Linked DNA regions of Homo sapiens: region 2 is linked to region 1. Evidence: chromatin contacts called from ENCODE Hi-C or POLR2A ChIA-PET data. All regions are on one chromosome and are shown on one strand. Each heading gives the region's core, a stretch centred on a gene start or an enhancer-like site at or near the end of the contact. The rest is flanking DNA. Distances are from core to core; before and after follow the strand shown. Region 1 holds the start of SHH (sonic hedgehog signaling molecule). Region 2 has its middle 110 kb from the start of SHH.

What was found. Hi-C counts contacts between places; a loop is a spot of excess contacts on that map. ChIA-PET counts read pairs that join two places held with the same protein, here RNA polymerase II (POLR2A). Pooled maps may share reads with other maps.
Region 2: a loop to region 1 is called in a map of Calu3, with 6 times the contacts of the local background. The contact joins the enhancer-like site here to the promoter of SHH in region 1. A Hi-C loop is called at or near these places in 1 of 168 maps with a recorded cell type or tissue (Calu3) and 1 of 50 pooled maps. POLR2A ChIA-PET finds 5 or more read pairs at or near these places in 1 of 52 experiments (MCF 10A).

Annotation. Positions count from the first base shown.
Region 1 is chr7:155,807,919-155,815,830 of GRCh38, forward strand. SHH (sonic hedgehog signaling molecule) reads right to left here and starts at 4,545. Exons shown (of 3, transcript NM_000193.4): 1 at 3,905-4,545. The coding sequence starts at 4,204. RefSeq lists enhancers at 6,845-7,488, 7,787-7,912.
Region 2 is chr7:155,917,352-155,925,263 of GRCh38, forward strand. No RefSeq gene overlaps it. Among named protein-coding and RNA genes, the nearest start is that of SHH, 110 kb to the left of the region's middle. Within about 2 kb of position 4,785, at least 7 of the 41 ENCODE cell types and tissues checked have a DNase peak (open chromatin) inside an H3K27ac peak, as active enhancers do.

The DNA.
Region 1 (7,912 bases), core at 3,295-5,794:
CCTAACTGTAGCGTGGGTTGGGGGGACTCTTTCGAGAGGGTGGGGCGAGGACGCTGGCCCCACTGCTGCGGCGCTTTAAGGGGACGTGACAAATTGCGCAACAGGAAAAGTCCTGTGTATCTGGCAGCAATAAAACCCAGTAATATGGTTGTAGAGTTCAACATGCAACAACTGGGGGTGGGGTAGGGCTGGGGGCCGCCCTGGTAACAGGTCAGTGCCTGCATGTTTGTGGGCCTGCCAGCAGTTAAAAAAAAAAGTCGGAAGGGCAGAGTTTGAGTGAGGTCATCTTGAGGATTGAACGCGTTTTACATGAAAATCAATCAGTAAACCAGGGTCAGTGTAGAGCTATGATGTGAGGCCCGTTGCGCGCAGGCGCACACCACCAACACGCACAGGGACCCCCATGCAAGCCCCCCACCCCACCGCAGCTCCCTCCCCTGGGGCTGTGCCGAAGAAGCTTTAAACAGCTTCCCAGGAGGGCAGCCAGGGAGAGGGCGGCAGGGTGAGGATGACCTGGCCCCCAGCTCTGTGAGCTGCGCCACTTGGGCAGGCATGGAGGACCCCGGGCAGGGAGACCCGGGTCCAGCCGGGCCGCGACGGGAGGTGGCTGCGCGAGTGAGGGGCGGAGGCCGAGGGTTGCTGGAGTTGGCGCCCCCGCCCCTTGCGCCCTCCTCCGGCCCGGGCTCCGCGCGGCCTCGGCTGGCGGCCTCTCCTCCGCCCGCGCTGGGCGGGATTGTCGCAGGCAAAGCCGGGAAGCCCAGGCCGGTTATTAATTCATTGGGTCGTGTGCCGCGAATCAAGCCCGACTCTGTGCAGCCACCGTGAAGCCCAGCAGGGCCGCCGGGGCCGGGCTTTGTGTCGGCGGAGGCCAAGTTGTTCCCCACGCCTGAGCTCCCGCCTACCTCCCTGATCTGCGAGCCGCGCCGGCGAGTGTCACCGCCAGCAGCCGGTGGGCTTCCCCCAGCGCGGGGGCGGGGGCGTCCCAGCTTCAAGACAGCCCCAGCCCCTAAACGCACCTCTCTCCACTGTCCTTTCCCCCAAGCTTGGTGGAACAGCCCCTCCCCAACCCCATACCTGAGCGTCTTTCCTGGCGGCCCCAGAGCGCACATTAAATCTATTTAGTGTAGCGGCTCGGGACCCCACTCCAGGCTTCAGATCCGGCCCTCTGGCCTCCTGCCCCTTAGGAGCCCCCTGGCCGCCAGCACCCTCGCCTGGCACCTAGGCCCGCGCGGGGAGAGCGTGTCTGTCTGCGCTTTCCTCTCCCGGGTTAATATTAACCGGCAGCTCCTGCGTTCCGGAACTGCTCCGAAAGTTCCACTGGGGACGATCTCGCCATGGTTGAGGGACTTGGGCGGCAGTCACATTAGAGACCCAGAGACAGGGAGGGAGACAGAAGAAGAGGGTCACGCACCTGGGGCAGAGCCTAGGTGGTTATTTAAAATGAGGGCGGCCGAGCAGGCTCCCCAAACCTCCCGCCGGCCTGGGGCTCCCCTGCCGCCTCCTGCACCCCGCCCCTGCCCTCAGCACCCGAGCCTCCGCCTTCCCCATCCCTTCCTCCCCCACCCTTAACTCCTGGAATCGGGAGAAGGAAGGTAGGGGAGGGATCAACCGGGGATACCTCACAGACTGCCAGCCCCTACCCCCCTCGGTTTTAGGGGACCTTTGTGGGGTCTGCCTGATAATCCCGGCCTGGCTCTCCTCACCCAACCCCCACTTGGGCCGTCCTTCCCCCTCCTTTTGTGTTGGGAACGGGAATAGCCACTGCCCAAGGAAAAAAGTATTTGTTTTCGTTTCGTTCGTCTGAGGGAAGTTGACAGAAGGTCAGAAGTTCAAATGCTGCCTGTGCGCGCGGCGGCGAGAGTGGCCGGGCGCGGGGCCGCTGGGCCCTGCGTCCCCCGGCAGGGCGGACGGGGGTCGGGGGGAGGCCCCCGGGCTGGGGGCTCCGGCTGGGACGCGGAGGCCTAGAGGCCAGGCAGGCGGCGGACTGGGGATGGGGGCGCGTCCCAGGGCAGGCCGGCGGAGCCCGCGATGCGCCCCGGCCCCTGCGCGGGCGCCCCCATCTCCGCGCCCCCGCCGCCGGGGACACTACAGCGAGCCCGGCGCTGCTGTTAGCTCCTGCGGTGCCTGCGCTCCCGCGCGTGGAGCAGCAGAGCCCGGCGGCTCCAGCCCAGCCCCTCGCGCACTGAAACCCTAGCCGCGGGGGATCGATAACCCGGGAGTAAGTGGGGCTGCAGGCGTCTGCCTCGCTGCGCGGCTCTGTGCGCTTGCAGCTTTGCAGCAGGGCTGCAAGGCCCAAGCCCTGGGAAGGTGTGCGAGCCCAGGACCCCTTCTGCGGTATTGGCCTCCCGCAGAGCAGGGCAGAAGCTGACCCACTCTGGCTCTGGGACCTCGGGTATCCACGCCCCCGCCGCTCTCTCCGCAGTGCCTCCCTCCTCTCGGGTTCCGAGGGACCCTGGCAAGGCCCCTCCTCCGCGGGGAGTGAGGGTGACGAGAGGATGGGCGCCTCGGGCTAGCCGGAGAACTCCCTCCAGCCAGCTGCACGCAACGGGCACCCCATGGCCCGTGCAGAGTTAATTGTGGATCGCGCTGCTGTCTGGCACTGGCGCGCGCGTCCACACTCGCGGTCCAGATTTAAGGTGGTCGGGAGCAGATGAGGGAGAGCAAGGAAATCAGGACCATTTCCCATTCCTCTCCCTTCCGACAGCTGGAGCAGGCTACCTTGCCTGCCCCTCGCCTTTCTCGGCCTCAAGCAAGCCTGGGAATCGGGTCGGGAAGCAGGGCGGCACGGAGGTAGCTCCTCTCTCTCTGCCGTCAGTACCCTCCCCCTGCACTTGCGCCCCACCAGCGCCACTCCATCAGCCGCTGTACGCACCTAGCCCTAAAGGTAGGACTTGAATATTTTAATAGGGCAATAAAAAGGATGTTGACCTATATTTGCAAGGAAACCCATTTCTGGCTTCAGTTATACGTGCATGGAGTTTCAGAAAGTCTAGAATTGGCTGGGAGATTGGCAGCTCAGAAATCTCAAAGGAGGTGGGGAGAGAGAGAGGAATTCATATTTTGCTTAGCTTCCCCTCCCCCCACACTAATATTTATTCGCTCTTAATTCTTATGCAAGCAGGTTGAAAACTAAAGTGATGCAATGCCAATAAGTTCTAAGTCCCTCCCCTAAGGTACCTCGGGCTTGGAAGAACGAAAGAGCATCCTTAAAGAAATATCAATACATTCACACTCTGATGGGCACAATTGCGGACACGCAATCGCAAAGCCAGCTCTGCGATACAGCCAGCCACCCAGGGACGGGCGGAGTCTCCCCTGGAGCCCCTGCCTTTTGTCAGAACCGCCTCCTGGCTTTTCCAGTTGAGAATTCTTTGGTGGGGAGGTGCAGGGTGGGGGTAGTGGTGGGAAAGAAAACCACAGAGGCAACGGGAAACGTGGGGGCTCTGAGCTCCAATGCCCAAGGCTACGTTCGTTCGTTCGTACAGTACCAGGAGACCACTTCATGTTTGTGGGAGGGGGATTCCCAGCCTCTCCTTCCATTTCCACTCCTGACTTGGAAAGGGCCGACGCCCCCAAAGTGAAGGTCTCCCCAAGTTACAAGCCAGGGCAGAGGTAGGATGGGGAAGGCCATTGTAGCAAGACTCATCAAATCAGGGCCATAATGAACCACGTCTGTTACCGTCCTCACCCCCACCACACCCTAAACTTCTCCAGCTGGACCCTTGACCTCCATTCTCCTCCAGGAAGAGGAAGAGATGGGGGGCGGGCAGGTGGGTGGGGAAGGAGCGGGTGAAATCACCTTCCTATCTGCCCGAAGAGCAAACAGAGTTAAGTCTGGAAGTGTTCGGCTTCTCGTAACCCCCTGGAAAGCCACACATTCCACGCCCCGGCGCTGGGTTCCTACCTGAGTCATCAGCCTGTCCGCTCCGGTGTTTTCTTCATCCTTAAATATGATGTCGGGGTTGTAATTGGGGGTGAGTTCCTTAAATCGCTCGGAGTTTCTGGAGATCTTCCCTTCATACCTTCCGCTGGCGCCTAGGGTCTTCTCGGCCACATTGGGGATAAACTGCTTGTAGGCTAAAGGGGTCAGCTTTTTGGGGTGCCTCCTCTTCCCGAACCCCCTGCCCGGTCCGCACGCCAGTCCCGAGCATACCAGCAGCGAGGAGACGAGGACTAGCAGCAGACATCTCGCCAGCAGCAGCATCTCGCCCATGGAACTGATGACTTCCGAGCTGTCCCCGTGCGGGTCCGTGCGCGAGTGCGCGCGGCGGGTGTGTGCGTGTGCGCTCTCTCTTGCGCTTTCCCTTCCTCGCTCCGGCTCGCCCGCTCGCTCTCTCCCTCGCTGGCTGCCTCGCTCTTTCTCTTCCTATATAACCTTGCCCGCCGCGGCTGCGGGGGACTCTCCACCGCTCCCCACCCAGACAGGGGCTGGAATGGCAGGCTGCCGGCCGCTGATAACGGAACACATCGGAGTTGGGTCGCGAGACAGCAATCAAAAGACAAAAAGAGTCTGATTTTAAATGGTAGCAAGCCTGGAGAGCTTGTGAGAGAGGCTGCCTTTAGCACTATATTATAGCTGCCAGGGGCGCATCTGATTGGCCAAAGCCGCACAAGCTTGTCTTCTGATGTTAACCCTGAAGAAGACTACGTTTTTTTTTTCTGTTGCTGCTGTTGCTTTATTTTCACCTGAAGGATTCGAGTTAAAAAAAAAAAAATCTTTCCTAAGATAAAGGTGGGCGGGAGGGAGGAGCGCATGTCTTGTGGTAACAGCAGTTACTCCCGGCTTTGTGTACATCCTTGCGTTTCCCCCTGACTTTCCCTGGAATGGTAGGTGCTTCAGTTAAAACCAACTTAAGTTTTTAAAGGACAGTTTAAACCCCCGCAAGCTTCAGTCATCAAGCACAGAGTCGCTCACACATTTGAGGGGCACAGCTGCCCAGCTGTTATTTAATTTTTCTTCCCCAGGGACTTTATAGTGCAGGCTGGCTCTCCCTGCATTTTGAAGAAAGAGGACTGAGCCCCTCCTGAAGACTCAGCCTCTGTGGACCGAGGATAATTATGAGTGACCATAACTTAAAGCACTGGTATTTGAAATGCTTTAAGTGCCTTAGAAAAATGTAAAAATACTGCTCTTTTATTGTGCTTCAATTAATACATTTTTTTTTTTGTAGAGCTCTGCAAATGGGATGGAGGCGTGCTCAAGGGCAGTTACAGAGTGAACTGCGGGCGTCAGGGTGGATGGGCAAAGCAGGTCTGGGGGCTGCACCCCAGCACAGGGGAGAGAGTGGGGGCCAGTGTGTGCGCTGGGTGTGTGGAGGCCATTGCAGGGTGTTGGGGGGGGGGCAGGCGAGTGGGCGAAGCTGTGCTCACACAACCCCCACGATCGATCAGAGCAAAGTGCAGAGCCAGGGGTGAGCTGAATGTGGAATTCAGGCTCCTTGCAAAGCTGGCCTTGTGTGGGGGCTCAGCAGGCCAGCAGTCTTCAGGCACAGGAGCCACCAGTCCTAGGGGCTGCAGCCCAAGGGGTCAGGGGCCCTGGGGGAACAGTGTTCTGGTTAACGAGGGGCTTCCTAGAAAGAGGGCACAGTGCCCAGGAGGTGGCAATCTTTGAGTCTATAATCACCTCACTTTTTGCAGAAAAAGGAAAAAAACTCAAAAGTCCTAAGTAAACCAGGAAAATAAAATTTGAAGCTCCCTCTCAACCCTGCTTTTCTTTTTTTTTTTAAAAAAAAAAAAACAGATCATGCCCTTCCCCTTCTCAATCGCCATCCCACTCATGTGCAATGATTCCTCTAGCATAGGATTAGAGAGTGAGGGTTATTTACGTGGAGGGGAAATCCTGACCCTGAGGAGTCATCAGATGCTGCAAATGTGGCCCTGTGAAGTTAAACACTCTCCCTTGACCCCGGGCCCTTGGAGTGGAGGGGGAGAGGACCCCTGTGAAGCTCAGCCCTCAAACGATGGAAGTTTCCAGAAGTTCCCTTTGCAGATCAACTTTTTGTGTGTGTGGTGGGGGAGAGAAGGAGAGGAGCATCTTAGGACACATCTGTCTTGGGCATGAGAGGCTGAGCGTTAACAAGACTCGGTGGCCTGGGTGCCTTTGGGGAGGTTGACCCGGGCTCCCCTTCCCGCCTCTCTTTCTTGTTCCTTTCCATGGTTTGTGACGAATCGTGATCCCTGGAGGAGAGCACCGTGGGGGAGCAGCGTCCACTTGACCAGGCCCCGGCAGCCTCCACTGAGCGGAGCTGGAGCTCAGCTGAGCCCAGGGATTCTCCAGGCGGTGTGTCTGCGCTGCCTGTCCCGTTCCCAGTAAAAACAGACACAAAACAGGACCCGTGTTCTCTCCAGAGGAGGCCGGCCTGTTTGATGTGTCTACCTGCACAGCATGTGGATGTCACATCACTGGGTGGTGCCTGGGCTGGACCAGCGACCTGGCCCAGTGGGACATTTGCAAACTTTTGACTGCCCTGCCTTCCACCCTTGGCATCTCCTCTTGCCCCAGTCCCTCCTCCTCCCCCTGTCTTTCCCCGCTACTTACTCCCTTCCAAATGCAGGCAGAAGGCCCCCCACACGGGTTGCCACCCTGGGGCCTGAGAGATTGGGTGTGCAGCCCTGCCGGGAGGTGGCATGTGCACACAGCTCACCTCTGCAAGGGGCAGGGTGGGTGGGGTGTGCTTTTGGAAGCAAAAGCCTGAGCTGCACAGAGTTCCTTGTGGGCACAGCTGGACGTGGGGTGCCCCCAGGTGCGGTCAGCTCCCTCTTAGCAGAGCGCAGGGAGAAGACGTGGCTTGGCATTGAGCTTGGGTGACTCAGGGCATTTCCTGAAACCTCCCTGCCCTAAGGGATGGCGTGAGGCCCCCTCCCTCCCCTCCATCTCCAGACAGCCCTAGACACCCTGGAGAGCACCTCAGGGGCCGCCCCCCTTGTAGACTGGCCGATCCTCCAGAGTGAAATAATGATGGGCCAGAAAGCCTGCCCCCACGCCTAAGTTCAGAGGGCCTGCCCCCTGCATGGGTTGAGGGGAGCTCGGCGCAGAAAGCAATCCCAGTTATAGACCAGGCTGCTGACTGAGCCCCCCAGAGAAGCTGCTGCTCTGCCCTCCCGCCCTTCACTCCCTGTCCTTCCATCCCACCTGCTCCCCACGGCCCAGCACTGCCTTCCCCTCCAGAGGCCAGGTGGCTCTATCTCTTTGCCTTCCCCCCCCCCCCCAGACCATTTGGCCCCCTCCCCGCACCAGCAGAGGCTCCAAACACCAGCCTCCCTGACAAGGCCAGACATCCGGACATGCTGGGGCTCCGTTATTCATCTACCTGGGCTCTGCCTCTCTTCCTTGGGGTCACGCGCATCCCTCCCTCGCTCCTTCCTCCAGCTTTCCCTCCCCCACCCTCCCCCACCTCCACCCCTTGCCCAGCATCCCTGCTGAGGACAGAAGCTGCCTCCTCTTCTGCCCCAGCCCCCAGGCTCCCTCCTGGGCACTGCCCCTGCCCCTCCTTCCGGCCCCTGCCGCTAGATGGCCTCCTCACTCTGCCTTCGGCTCGGGCTTGGCCGGTTTGGGAAATCCCCGCAGTCCCAGGTCGGGAGGCCCGGAAGCCAGGCAGCCTCCTTCGTTCATCCTCCCCTGGTCCCGTCAGCAGTTTCTGCGCCCCCCTCATCCCCTCTTTCCTTTCCCAGATTTGTACCCGCTGGGCTCTGCAGTTATGGAGCCCGCCTGCCTGGCATCTCCAGGTGCTGCCTCTGTTTCTAGTCTCTGGGGTTGGCCTCTAATCTTTCATGTCCTTCTCCCCTTTGATTTTTCTTCCTTATAGTAATTCCACGCAATCTCTTTCCATCCAGCCATCCAGTCTCCACTTCTTTCTGGATTTTCCCTGTTTTGGCCGGTGGAACTTCTGCACTCCAGTTCTCTTGTGATTGC
Region 2 (7,912 bases), core at 3,535-6,034, 110 kb after region 1:
TGAGTAGTTTGAGGCCCAGGCCACATAGCCTGCAAAGCTGGAAGTATTTATTCTCTGATTGTTTACAGAAAGCATTTGCTCGCCCTGATCTGGAAGGTGACCAAGTGACGAGCCTTCAGTGATCCGTCGTGAACACTTATCTCGACTGTGTGTTTGGTGAGGGCTTGGTGGAAGGTGCTTGTGGCTGCAGCCTTTGGCGAAGACACAGATTCCTCACTTATTCGAGGGCAGATCTCTGTGTAGTAGAGAGGTAGAAGCAGGAGGTGCAGAGGGGCCACTCTCCATGGCCCCAGGCAGACAGCCTCTTCTCCTTTTCTCTTCCTCTCTGTTCATATCCCCAGTTTTCCTAATTTGGGCCACATCACTTTCTCCTGGCCCCTGCCAGCACATGGGTAGTGGCAGGTAGGCAGGCAGATCTCAACTTTTGCTCTAAAAAGCATCCCTCATACACAACAATGGCACCAGTGGGGAGAGGTGCTCCAGGAGGCAACTGATTTTGCAACCAGAGGTTATTTCTTTTTTTCTATTTCCAGTTATCAGAGAAAATATGGATTTGCTGTATAGCTTTGATGTGTCAGAGCCTGTAATTGTGATCAATTTCTGTGTAGCAGATTAACTCAAAACCCAGCAGCTTAAAACAACAAATGTTTAACACCTCACACTATTTCTCTGAGTCAGGAATTTGGAAACAGCTTAGCTGGTAGTTTTGTTCTGGGTCTCAGGAGACCGCAGTCAAGAACTCTGACCAGGGCCATGCTCACCCGAAGGCTTGACCGAGGCCAGAAGGCCCACTTCCGAGTCTCACTCTCAGGACTACTGGGGGGAAGCCTCAGCTCCTCCCTGCAGGCACCCACGACAGGCTGCCTGGTGCCCTTGATAAGGCAGCTGGCTTCCCCAGAGCGAGGGATTGGAGAGGGTGAGGAGAAAGCTACAGTGCTTTTGTGACCTGGTTTTGGAAGTGGCCCAGGATGACTTCCATCACATCTGTCGGTTAGAGGGGGAGTCATTAAGTCATGCCTACGCTCAACGGGAGGGTCTAAGCTTCCCCTCCTCAATGGAGAATTGTTTGTGGACATCTTTTAGAACCACTCCGGAACTAAATAAATATGACCAGCACGTGTGTTTGTGTGTGTGTGTAACTGTGTGTGTGGAGCTTATATCTGTGTTTGTATATGTGTGTGTGGTGTGTTGTGTGCGCATTTTGTGCACCTGTGTTGTATGTATATGTGTGTGGTTTGTGTGTGTATATGTATGTGTGATGCGTGTGAATATATGCGTGTGGTATGTTTTTGGGTGGTGTGTTTGTGTGTGTGTATTTTGTGTGCATGTGTGTATATGTGTGTGGTGTGTTTGTACATTTTTGTGAGTGGTGTGTGGATATATGTGTGGTGCATTTTTGTGTGCATTTTGTGTGTATGGTTTGCATGTGTGTGGTGTGTTTGTGTGTGCATTTTGTGCGTGTGTGCATTTTGTGTGTTTGTGTGTGCATTTTGTGTGTGTGTCTGTGTGTGTATTTTGTGTGTGTCTGTGTGTGGTGTGTTTGTGTGTGCATTTTGCATGTGTTTGTAGTGTGTTTGTGTGTGTGTTTGTGTGTGCATGGTGTGTGGCATGTGTGCATGTGTGTTTGAGTGTGCATTGTGTGTAGTGTGTGTGTTTCTGCATGCATTGTGTGTGTGGTGTGTGTTTGTGTGTGCATTGTGTGTTTTTTTTGGTGCATGTGTGTGTGCGTGTGTGTGTGTGTGTGTGTGTGTGTAGCACTGGCCACGCCGGATACTGAACTATGCATTGAGGATGCAAACGTGATCTCAGAGGAGCTGGTGAGATCACTGGGCCCCGGGGTGTACAGTCATGCACCAGACAGCAGCACGCGGTGGCTCTGAGTTCCAAGATAAACACACGAGGCTTTAGAGGAGAAAGGTCACCACGGCTTGGCGTGTTCCAGGAAAACTTTGTGGGAGGGAGTCAAAGGCGCCAGTGACCACTGACTGCCTTGGGCAGGGTCCCGCGGGAGATGGAGTGTCACTCAGGGCTAAGAGTTTAGGGTGGGGGGCCCTGCAGAGGCCAGCATGGGACCCTCCAAGCCCCTGTGGGATGTGGGAGCAGCAGGGTGGAGGGCAGGAGCCAAGTCTGGATGGGGTTATCAGGGTCATAGGGCCTGGCAAGGACGGGGTCATAGGGCCTGGCGAGGGCAGCGATGGATGTGGGGCTGTGCTGCTGAGGCTGCAGCCACCGCCACAGGGCCGCTGTGATCGTGGCCTCCCCACCCCCAGGGTCCTGCCTGTGTCCCCAGTGGCCAGCCCCACATAGCAGCCTGAGGGCCTGGGTGCAGGCTCGGGGCAGGAGAGGCTGGGAGAGCAGGTCTCGCCCCTGCAGACTGGGGTATCACCTTAGAGGGGGCAGCAGCTCCCAGCCAGGAGGCGGCAGCAGGGGTGGGCCTCAGGGCTTTGGTGAAAACCCCCCGGAAAAGGATTCCTGGAACCTGAGACAGTCCCAGAAGCGTTGCTCAGGCCTCCCCCTGCCGTCCTGCTCCATCCATGGGTGTGGGGTCTGTGTCATTCTTTATTTGGTGATGACTTTCCAGGGATGCGTTGCAATAAAAATGAACCTGAATGTAACAAAACATCCTGAATCCAGGCCTGAGGTGGGGGTGGAAGAACTCCCCTAACTTTGATCTCATGCTGCTTATTTTTGTCTGAGGATCTGAGACCCTTGAGAGAAAAATTTCCTGGTAGGGTGTCGTCCAGACCTAGTTTCCCTTTCTCTTCAAAATTGTGCTTCATCTTGTGAAGGCTGCACTATGCTGTCCGCGGCACGCTCCACCTGCCTGAGAGAAGACAAATGCCCAGGCGGGGCTGAGGGATGCTTTGCTTGTTCAGGACTGAGGGGCCACAGAGACGTGTGGCCATCGGGGTTCAGCCAGGGGAGTCGCGGTGTGGGCTAGGGCTGCTGGGGGGGACCCGGTGCCCTGATGGCCCAGTGTGGTCCTGCTCCAGTGCAGGTGGAGAAGCCACCCTCCCCAGGGGCATTGTTCACATAGGATGCCTTCATGGTCAAAAGATGCCTGGGTCATATCACCAGGTGCCCCCCATCACCAGGTCATACCACGTAGGATGCCCTCATGGTCGAAAGATGCCCTGGTCATATCAGCAGGTGCCCCCTCCACCTGGGAAGCTCCAGGAGCTCTACTGCATTCTTTAGGAGAGCCAAGCGTGTAAATTTACCTGCTTCAATCACATCAGCGTTTTAGAAACCAGGATATGTGGAGATGCAGCTCACTTAGCTTCATGGAGCTTTGGTGTCTGCCCCCGTGCCTGCCCGGGCCTTGCATAGAGTAGGGCATCAACAACGAGGTCTGGAAAGAAGGATGAGTAGAGCTTTGGCGGGGCGGGGGTAGGGGGAAGCTGAGGGGGCTGGGAGGAGGGGCATCTGTTCTCCGAGAAAAGACCAGGCCTAACTCCAGTTGCTGGACTTCCTTCCAGAGCACAAATCGAAGCGGATAGTGGTGCACAGAAGGAGCTGATGCTGGGTGGGGGCAGACCCCACGCTTCTTCCCGGGATCTGAGGCCGTAGTGGCCCCAGAGCAGCTTGGACTTGCGGCCCCTGAGGGACCCTTTGTGCAGCGTGGCATGAACAGCATGGATGGTACCAACAGCCCATTGTGTCAAGGAAGAAGCCAACAGATAGCCCTGCAAGGGGCAGCTTTTAGGTTGGTGGGGACCCACTGAGCCAGCTGCAGCTTTTAGGTTGGTGGGTACCTGCCTGTAGCCACCCCTCACTGAGCTCTACACCTCAGCTGCACCTGCTATGGTGTATGAGACCCTGGGCTCAGAGCAGGGAGGGACATGGCCCGTTGGTTTCCAAACCCAGCTGCCTGTGCATCCATCACCAGGAACTGGGAACAGCATTCCAGCTGCTGATTCTGGGCCCTGCCAGTCTGAAGTGGGGCCTGGCCATCAGCATTAGAAATGGGAGTCCCGGGCAATTGTGATGCAGTTGGTTCACGGACTGCGACTTGGGGAGCCACTAAACTCATCCAACAATCTCATCTCATGCGTGGAAAAACTGAGGCTTGGAGCAGTTGAGTGATTTGTACAAAGCTGTGCACCCAAATGCTGCCTGCCCTGTGTGTGCTCTGTCCACCGCCCCTTAATCCTTGTGGCCAGTGCCACCTGGGGCAGCTTTGAGTTTCCATATGCATGGCCTGGGCATTGCAGGAGGCCATTGGGTAGATGAAGCTGGTGCTTTAGAGGCCTCACCCATTTCATGATTTGTCCCAGGTCCCCGGTGGGTGAGGGTCAGACTCAGAGTCTGACTCCAGACGGTCGGGCTCACCACCTGTTGAATTCACTGGCTAGCTACGGGACGTCGGGTACCCTCAGCTGCACCCAGTGGTCCTCCTGAGAAACCCAGAAAGCCTGTGATCATTGCAGTGCCCAGGGAGGCCTCCTCTGGTTGTTTTGCTGGCTGGGGCTGTTTGTCTCACGGTGGGTCCGCCCGTGGTCGCTGCGGCTGCCATTGGGGGTCCTGCAGGCCCCATGGGCTCCATTTGGAAGCACTTGTTGTTTTCTAGGCCCGACACCTGGTATCTGTGTGCACTGCGGTGGCCAGAAGCCGTGGAAGGAGAAGATATGGTGAGATGGCGGATCTATGCAGTTTTGTTCTTTCTTGGGTCTGAAATTTGGGCAAAAGGACTCTTAGAGGCGTTGGAGCTAAGAACAGCCAGGCTTGCAAGGCCGCTGGGTGGGCCTCCCTCTGTGATTCACCAGCGTCTCCCTGGCTCTGTGTGAAGCAGCCAAACCGGTTTTCTTCCCTGGCCGCACCACGCTGACTCCCTCTGGGCCTTGCTCCTGGTGACGGGGGCCCTCCCTGGCCAGCTCAGCCCTCCTGCAGGGGCTCCCAGGGCCCTTTCCTCCGGGAGCGTTCCTCGGTTCAGCGGGGCCTCATTCATGCAGTCACTCAGCTGTGTGTCCAAAAATGCCTGTGGGGCGCTCCCTACATACCAGCGTTGAGGCTCTGGGCACAGGACAGGAATCAAATCCCCGACCTCACGAGGCTGCTACTGCTGCTTCCCGATCCCAGCTCTGAAAGACGGGCTCTGCAGCCCGACAGGGCATTGTGCAGCGCCTGTCCGTCACCATCCTTCACATAGGCTGGTCTTCACTGCCCAGCCGGAGCACCAGCCAGGGAAGACGGGGACCCCGCCTCTGGCATTTGTGATGGCCTGGCAGGTGCTTATGGGGAATGGGTGGAGAGAGTTGGCTAAGCCTGATATGAAACCTCTCTCTCTTTAAAAAATCGATATGACTTCATACCTTACCACACGCACGTATTAGTAAGTATTGGGAAAGAGTGAAAACAGAAGTCTTTATTTTTTAATGGGACATGATTAAACTTTAATGGCCAGTGACCTCATGAAATGAATGCCATGCAATGCCATTTACTCATCTAGGCTTGTGCATACCTTCTGGGTATTAGAAAATTACATAATTAAGTATAGATTACCACAGACGTGTCATTATGCATTTTATTATTCTTTAGAGACTTAATAGTAATACTCTGTATTTATATGTGCTTTTCATCATGTTATCTCCAATCGCTTTACAAATATTATCTCATTAATCCTTTGCAACTGTTCTGTGAATGTCTCTATTTAATAGATTAAAAGCCGCAACCTGAAGCGATTAAGTGACAAGTTGAACATCCCATTCTTCACTATGCTACAAAGGCAAGAAGGCAGGCTCACTGCCCTTTCCACCTAGAGAGGACATCTTCTTTTTTCCTTTTTTTTTTTTTTGAGATGGAGTCTCACTCTTGTCACCCAGGCTGGAGTGCGGTGGCTCGATCTCAGCTCACTACAACCTCTGCCTAGTGGGGGTTCAAGTGATTCTCCTGCCTCAGCCTCCTGAGTAGCTGGGATTACAGGCAGGCACCACCACACCCAGTTAATCTTTGTACTTTTAGTAGAGATGGGGTTTCACCATGTTGGCCAGGCTGGTCTCAAACTCCTGACGTCAGGCTATCCACCCACCTTGGGCTCCCAAAGTGTTGGGATTACAGGCGTGAGCCACCATGCCTGGCTGACATCTTCTAATTATTTGAGAACTGAAGCTAAAATCTTGTTTCCCAAGCTCACGTGAACATCAGTAGAAATAAAACTGTACATCGTAGAGTAATCAGGGTTGCAGATTTTCTGTGCCACCCCCATGCTGAGAGGCTTTTCTTTGCATTTGAGTTCTAAGAGAAAACTGTAGTTCCAAAGAGAAGCAATTCTTTAAATGTCCTAATCCAGTGGTGGGAGATTGGCAGTGTGGGCTTGGATCACTCACAAGCACATTTGCTGTGTGTCTGTGCTGTGCTCGTGTTTGTGGATGGCGGCTGCGATGCCCGGGCAGGCTGGTACTCACGGACATCGAGACCAATCCCTGAGCTCCTCCTGGAGATGAGTGTCATTGGGAAGGTTTAGGCCTCATTTCTTGAGGGTTTGTGTGCTTCAAGCTCACCATCTTCATTCCTCGTAACAAACCCCGCGGGGCAGCTGCAATGCTCCCCATTCTACAGATCAGACAGCACAGGCTGGAAACACGAGGTGATTTGCCGAAAAAGTCACACCACGGGCAGGCAGTGGAACAATGAGGGCCATGCTCGTCTGGTGGATCCCAAGTCCCAGGCAGCCTCTAAGAAGAGAAGGGCCCTGAGGTTTAAATTAATTAGAAAACATGCAAACATTGACTCATTTAGAAAAGGGCTTTTTCTTCTGAAAAAGTGAAACATTTTCTATCAAGTTAATAAGATAGGATATTAGGCAGAATAAAGGTTTTCATTTTCATGAAACATTCCAGCTTGGTTAAAAAAATTACTAGGATCTTTGTTCTTGGGAATATTCTTGAATTTCTTCCACTTTGTTTTGTTTTGTTTTGTTTTGTTTTGTTTTTTGTTGCCCAGGCTGGAGTGTAGCTGTGTGATCATGGCTCACTACAGCCTTGACCTCCTGGGCTCAAGCAATCCTCCTGCCTCAACCTCCTGAGTGGCTGGGACCACAGGCACACGCTGTCAACTTTCCACATCTGATGTGGTTTGAATCTGTGTTCCTTCCGCAAGTGTCATGTCAAATTGTAATCTCCAGTGTTGGAGGTGGGCCTAGTGGGGTGAGGGTCATGGGGGTGGATTTCCTTCTCCGTGCAGTTCTTGCGATAGTGAGTTCTCGTGAGATCTGTCTGTTTAAGAGTGTGTAGCACTCTCCCCCCTTCTTTCTCACTCCTGCATTTGCCATGTAAGATGCCTGCTCCCCCTTCCCCTCTGCCATGAATAAGAGCTCCTTGAGGCCGCTCTAGAAGCAGAAGCCCCCGTACAGTCTGCAGAACTGTGAGCCAATTAAACCTCTTTTCTTATAAATCACTCAGTCTCAGGTTTTTTTTTTTTTTTTTTTTTTTTTTTCCGGAATCCCGCTCTGTTGTCAGGCTAGAGTGCAGTGGCGTGATCTCTGCTCACTGCAACCTCCGCCCCCTGGGTTCAAGCAATTCTCGTGCCTCAGCCTCCCAATTAACTGGGACTACAGGCATGTCACCACGCCCAGCTAATATTTGTATTTTTAGTAGAGATGCAGTTTCACCATGTTGGCCAGGATGGTCTCGATCTCTTGACCTTGTGATCCACCCGCCTCGGCCTCCCAAAGTGCTGGGATTACAGGTGTGAGCCACCGTGCCTGGCCCCGGTGTTGTTTTATAGCAACGCAAGAATGGCCTAATACAACATCCTAAAATGGCTCTTGGTGAACACTCATGTCACAGAAGTTCAGAAGGGCCGTTGGCATCTAACCAAGCATTTCCCAAGTTATTTTCCTGAACAACCTCATCCTCTATAAACCCAATAGCCCAGGACAAATGGCAATCGGAAGTCAAAACCCTGGGCTGCG